Linked DNA regions of Homo sapiens: region 1 is linked to region 2. Evidence: read pairs that join two places in POLR2A ChIA-PET (ENCODE). Cell type or tissue: MCF 10A. All regions are shown on one strand.

Region 1 (2,500 bases), 270 kb before region 2:
CAGTGAGCCAAAATCACGCCACTGCACTCCAGCCTGGGCGACAGAGGGAGACTCCACCTCAAAATATATATATATATGGAACCTAAGACAAAAGCCTGCACTCACCCCTAATCTGCTAAATTCAAGTTCTCTCCATGATGAGGTTTCAAAAGGAATTAGTGCAAAATGTATTTAAGGATATGACCAGAAAGGAGAAAGAAAAAACAAATGGCTATTACACACACAGCAGAAAAGTAACACTAGGAGGCAAAGGAACTCAATGAAGAAATATTTCGGTGGCAGGCGGTGGTTCAGCCTGTAATCCCCGCACTTTGGAAAGCTAAAGCAGGAGAATCACTTGAGCCCAGGAGTTCAAGACCAGCCTGAGCAACATAGTGATACCCCTGTTTCTATTTATAAATAAATAAATAAATAAATATTTCCAACCAAAGAATACAAACTTAGTAAAGCTAATGAAGGAAGAACACAGTGAAGAGCTGCCGATGTAAGAGAAAAAAAGAAAATTTCCGGAGGAAAAAAGTTCAAAGATTTGCAACTATTTCCTCAGAAGGAACTGGGAAAAGGGAGTTTTGAGTAATAAGGCCTTGTGCAAGTTTCTGACTCTTAAGGATGTGAATGTACTGCCTTAAAAAATAAACTAAAAAGAGCCTCTTTTCTCACCACAACTCAACAATCATGAAGGTATCCTTGCAAGTGTGTGTAGACCTCTCATGCCTCCTAGGTCCAGGGTCACTCGTCCAGGACTCTCCCAATATCCCTGCCCAGAGGAAGCGCTTCCTCAGACTCGGTTCCTTCTGGTTGCCCTTGTCTCGCTTCTCTAGGGTGGGCTGGCCGCTCCCGCACTGGGGTCAAAGATCCTCCGGGTTCTCTCTGCCACGACTCGCCCTGATCCCAAATCCCAGCCCCACGGTCCCCACCCCCAGCGGGCCCAGTCCCCGCTCGATCCTGGGTGTGCGGCCCTCGACCTCAGACCCGGCCCCTGCCCGCCGGCCGCCCCTCACCTCGGCCTCGGAGGCTCCACGCTCCCCCTCTCACAGCCCGCACCTCGGCGGTCTCTCGGAGGAGGGAGGAACCCGAGGTACCTGGTAGTCGTAGCTGAGGAACTTACAGGCTTGTTGACCATCTCACCATGGAAACTGCCGCAGCGCTCCCTGGGCGGGGCCGCCGAGGGGCGGGGCCTGCGCGAATCCCGGGCGCCCGCCAGTCCAGCGCTCCCTGCGCTTCCGGAAGCCTTGCTGCTCCCGCGTGCCTAGCGGGGGCTCGGCCCTATGCCACGGGCATCCCACCCTGCTACCAGCTGCCCTCTTGTCCGCTGGCCGGACTCTTACCCCAGCCTTCTTCAGGAAGACACGGCGCAGTCCGGCTTCCCCACGAAAGCGAAGGTCGCTGGGACCGCGGCTGGGCGTCCGGGGGCGGGGCCGCGACGCCATTGTGACGCGCTCGGAGCAGGGCTGGGCCGAGGACCCCGGGCGCTGGAGGGCAGGCCCTAGCCACTGCTCCTGAGGCCCTGGAGGCAGCTGACGCTTGAGGCCGCTGGGCGCCGCAACGTGAGCCCAAAGGACGCCCCGCTTCAAGACTGGCGCAAGAGGAAAAAATGAAGGTCGTTTTCTGCGGAGGATGTTAGGAGAACGAGAACTGCGGGCCAGAGAACTGACCTAGCTTAAGGAGCGCAGGCAGCCTCTGCCGCCGGCTCTTGGGGAGACACGGAGAGGATGGGGTCCCCGCTCCGCATCAGGTCCTCTGACGCACCCCGGCTTTCCAGGAGGTAGGACTGGCCACAGGCCTCCTTCCCAGGGACAAAGTGCAAAGCAGAGGCTGTCAGCAGCGTGACCTTCGCTGCAGGAGAAATACGCGTCCAGTTCGTTTTCGTCAGAGTTCTGCTACATCAGGCCTGCCGTATTTGCTGTACACAAATCAGCCAACTTCCCAGGCCTGGGTGCGGAGGTATTTGTTAAGCACATGCACACAGTTGGAATTAGCAGCCTCAGGGATCAAAAGTTGTCCTTTTTTTTTTTTTTTTTTTTGGAGACGAAGTTTCGCTCTTGTTGCCCAGGCTGGAGTGCAGTGGCGCGATCTTGGCTCACTGCAACCTCCGCCTCCCGAGTTCAAGTGATTCTCCTACCTCAGGCTCCCGAGTAGCTGGGATTACAGTCGTCCGCCACCACGCCCGGTTAATTTTTTTTGTTTTTAGTAGAGATGGGGTTTCACCATTTTGGCCAGGCTGGTGTCGAACTCTTTTTTTTTTTTTTTTTTTTTTTTTTTGAGACGGAGTCTCGCTCTGTCACCCAGGGTGGAGTGCAGTGGCGCGATCTCAGCTCACTGCAAGCTCCGCCTCCCAGGGTCACGCCATTGTCTTGCCTCAGCCTCCCGAGTAGCTGGGACTACAGGCGCCCGCCACCACGCCCGGCTAATTTTTTGTATTTTTAGTAGAGACGGGGTTTCACCGTGTTAGCCAGGTTGGTCTTGATCTCCTGACCTCGTGATCCGCCCGTCTCGGCCT
Region 2 (2,500 bases):
ATTTTCCTCTTCATTTACACGGCTGTATTTACATTTTTCACATTTTCCTTGATATGCAATATTCACCAGAGAATGTACCATAATTCAATTTATCCTTTTATTATTAGAGTTTTGCTTGCTTTTAATGTTATCAATTTATGCATATTACCATCATGTAGCTCGATTACTTCCCCAGGAAAGACTGTTGGGGGTGGAAATTACTGGATCAGAGGGATGAATCTGTTTAGAACTCGACTCAGAGAACTGGCCTGAATCCCCAACAGAAGCGACGGAGGAGCTCCCATCCCCCAGTCTTGCTCACATGGCTTTGCTTTTTAAAAGCAGTGACCTAACAGCAGAAACAAAGCATTATACTGCTGTTCTAAATTATTCCTAGTAAGGCTGACTATTTAAATATGTGAATTATCAACTGTCTTACCCATTTTTTTCCTTCTTATTTACTTCTAATATAGCTTTAAACATCAAGGAAAACAAGTTTTTGTCTTTTAAGTGAGGAGACTGAAGCTTAGAAAAGTTAAGCAACTTGCAAAGGTTACAAGTGGTGAAACTAGAACTTGAAGTGCTTAAACTTAAGTTGCTATGCAACACCTAGAATGAATCAGCATTCAAATCATTCTTCCCCTACAACCCTCCAAACCAGGCAAGAATATTAGCATGCTTTGGCCGGGTGCGGTGGCTCATGCCTATAATCCCAACACTTTGGGAGGCTGAGGCCAGCAGATCACAAGGTCAGGAGTTCGAGACCAGTCTGGCCAACATGGTGAAACCCCATCTCTACTAAAAATACAAAAATTAGCTGGGCGTGGTGGTGTGTGCCTGTAATCCCAGCTACTTGGGAGGCTGAGGCAGGAGAATCGCTTGAAACGGGAAGGTGGAGTTTCCAGTGAGCCAAGATCATGCCACTGCACTCCAGGCTGGGCAACAAGAGCGAAACTCCATCTCAAAAAAAAAAAAAAAGAGTATTAGCATGCTTTTACATTCCCTTCACGCTTCTATGTTGACTTTATTTGCCTCTTTTTGTTTTAATTAATTTTAATATACAACCTTTTATTTTGGAATAATTTTAGATTTACAAAGAAGTTGCAAAACAGTAAAGAGAGTTCCTGTATACCCCTCATCCAGTTTTAGCTTCCCCTAATGTTATCATCTTACATTGTTGTGGTACATTTGTCAAAACTAAGGAACCATCATTGCTATATTACTATTTAACTCAACTCCAGATTTCATTTGGATTTCACCAGCTTTCCCTTTACTGTCTTTTTTTTCTATTCTAGGACCTAGTCCAGGGCACCACATTGCATTTGGTTGTCATGTCTCCTTAGTCTCCTCTTGGCTATGATGGTTTCTCAGTCTTGTTTTTGGTGACCCTGACAGTTTTGAGGAAGAATGGTCAGGTATTTTGTACAATGCTCCTCAATGTGGGCTTGCTGCAGCTTTCCCTGTGACTTTCCTGGGGAAGTTATCTACGTTTTTGGAAGAGGACTGTGAGCTAAAGTGTCCTTCTCATTATGTCATGTCATGGGTACATGGTATCCCTTGGTTAAGGTGTCTGCTGGGTTTCTCCCGTGAAAAGTTTGTTTTTTCTTTCCATACTATGTTCTTTGAAAGTGAGTCCCCTAGTTCCACCTACTGGAAGAGGGAGTATCTACATAAGTTATTTGGAATTCTGTAAGGAAGACTTAACTTTTCTTTCCTATCTAGTCTAGTCACTCAATATTTATCTGCTCATTCACTCACTCATTTGTATCAGTATAGACTCATGGCTATTTACTTGATGCTTTGGGTTATAATCCAGGTTTAAGTTATTTATTTCATTGCTCAGGTTGTTCCAGCTTGGGCACTGGGAGCTCTTTCTGTTGGCTCCTGTGCCCCTTCGACATATTCCCCCTATCTTTTTATTGAGTGCTTTCTTACTTTCTGGCACTGTAAGATGCTCCAGGGTCTTCTTGTATATTTTTTGCCCCTGCCCTGGAATCAACCATTTCTCCGTGGACCTCTGGCTCGTTTGATTGGAGAATAGTATTAGAAACTAAGATTTGGAAGCTGAGTGTACTTGTTACTGTTAGGGTGTCACTGGTTCTAGGCCCTCTCAGCTGACAGCTAGGTAATACACATAAGTATACCATGTACATAACCCGCTGACATCTTAATCCCAAATTGGTATTAATTGCCTTTTTATTATGTCAACATAACTATTTACACTATTACATCAACAAATGTTTAGACTTAATTTTTTTGGTTGTTCACCACTATTTACTCTCAGGTCCTCCTCTCTCAATGTATACATTTATCATTTTGCTGGACTCGATTACAAAGGTCTGTTGAGAAATAAATTCTGAGTCCTTGAAAGCTCAAAAATGTCTATTTTGTCCTAAAATAGTAGGTTGAATATGAATTCTAGAATCAAAGTTACTTTTCTTCAGAATTTTCATAGTATTGCTTTATTGTTTTCTAACACCAGTGTTTTCAAAAAGAAGACGAATGCCAATCTGATTGTCAC

What was found. Peaks named below come from ENCODE experiments on the same cell type or tissue, not always from the same donor. Only the 100,000 strongest peaks of a DNase experiment are listed, where the experiment ranks them.
Region 1: POLR2A ChIA-PET joins it to region 2 with 5 read pairs; 2 of 35 experiments call an interaction of 5 or more read pairs at or near these places.

Annotation. Positions count from the first base shown.
Region 1 is chr10:43,435,764-43,438,263 of GRCh38, reverse strand. It overlaps ZNF487 (zinc finger protein 487), which reads right to left and starts at 1,153. Exons shown (of 4, transcript NM_001355444.3): 1 at 1,002-1,153. RefSeq lists a silencer at 869-1,528 and an enhancer at 1,629-1,698. In MCF 10A, no CTCF peak of the experiment used is centred here; DNase peaks (open chromatin) are centred at 1,193 and 1,463.
Region 2 is chr10:43,169,812-43,172,311 of GRCh38, reverse strand. The region is part of intron 6 of CSGALNACT2 (chondroitin sulfate N-acetylgalactosaminyltransferase 2); the gene reads right to left. Among named protein-coding and RNA genes, the nearest start is that of CSGALNACT2, 33 kb to the right of the region's middle. In MCF 10A, no CTCF peak of the experiment used is centred here; no DNase peak of the experiment used is centred here.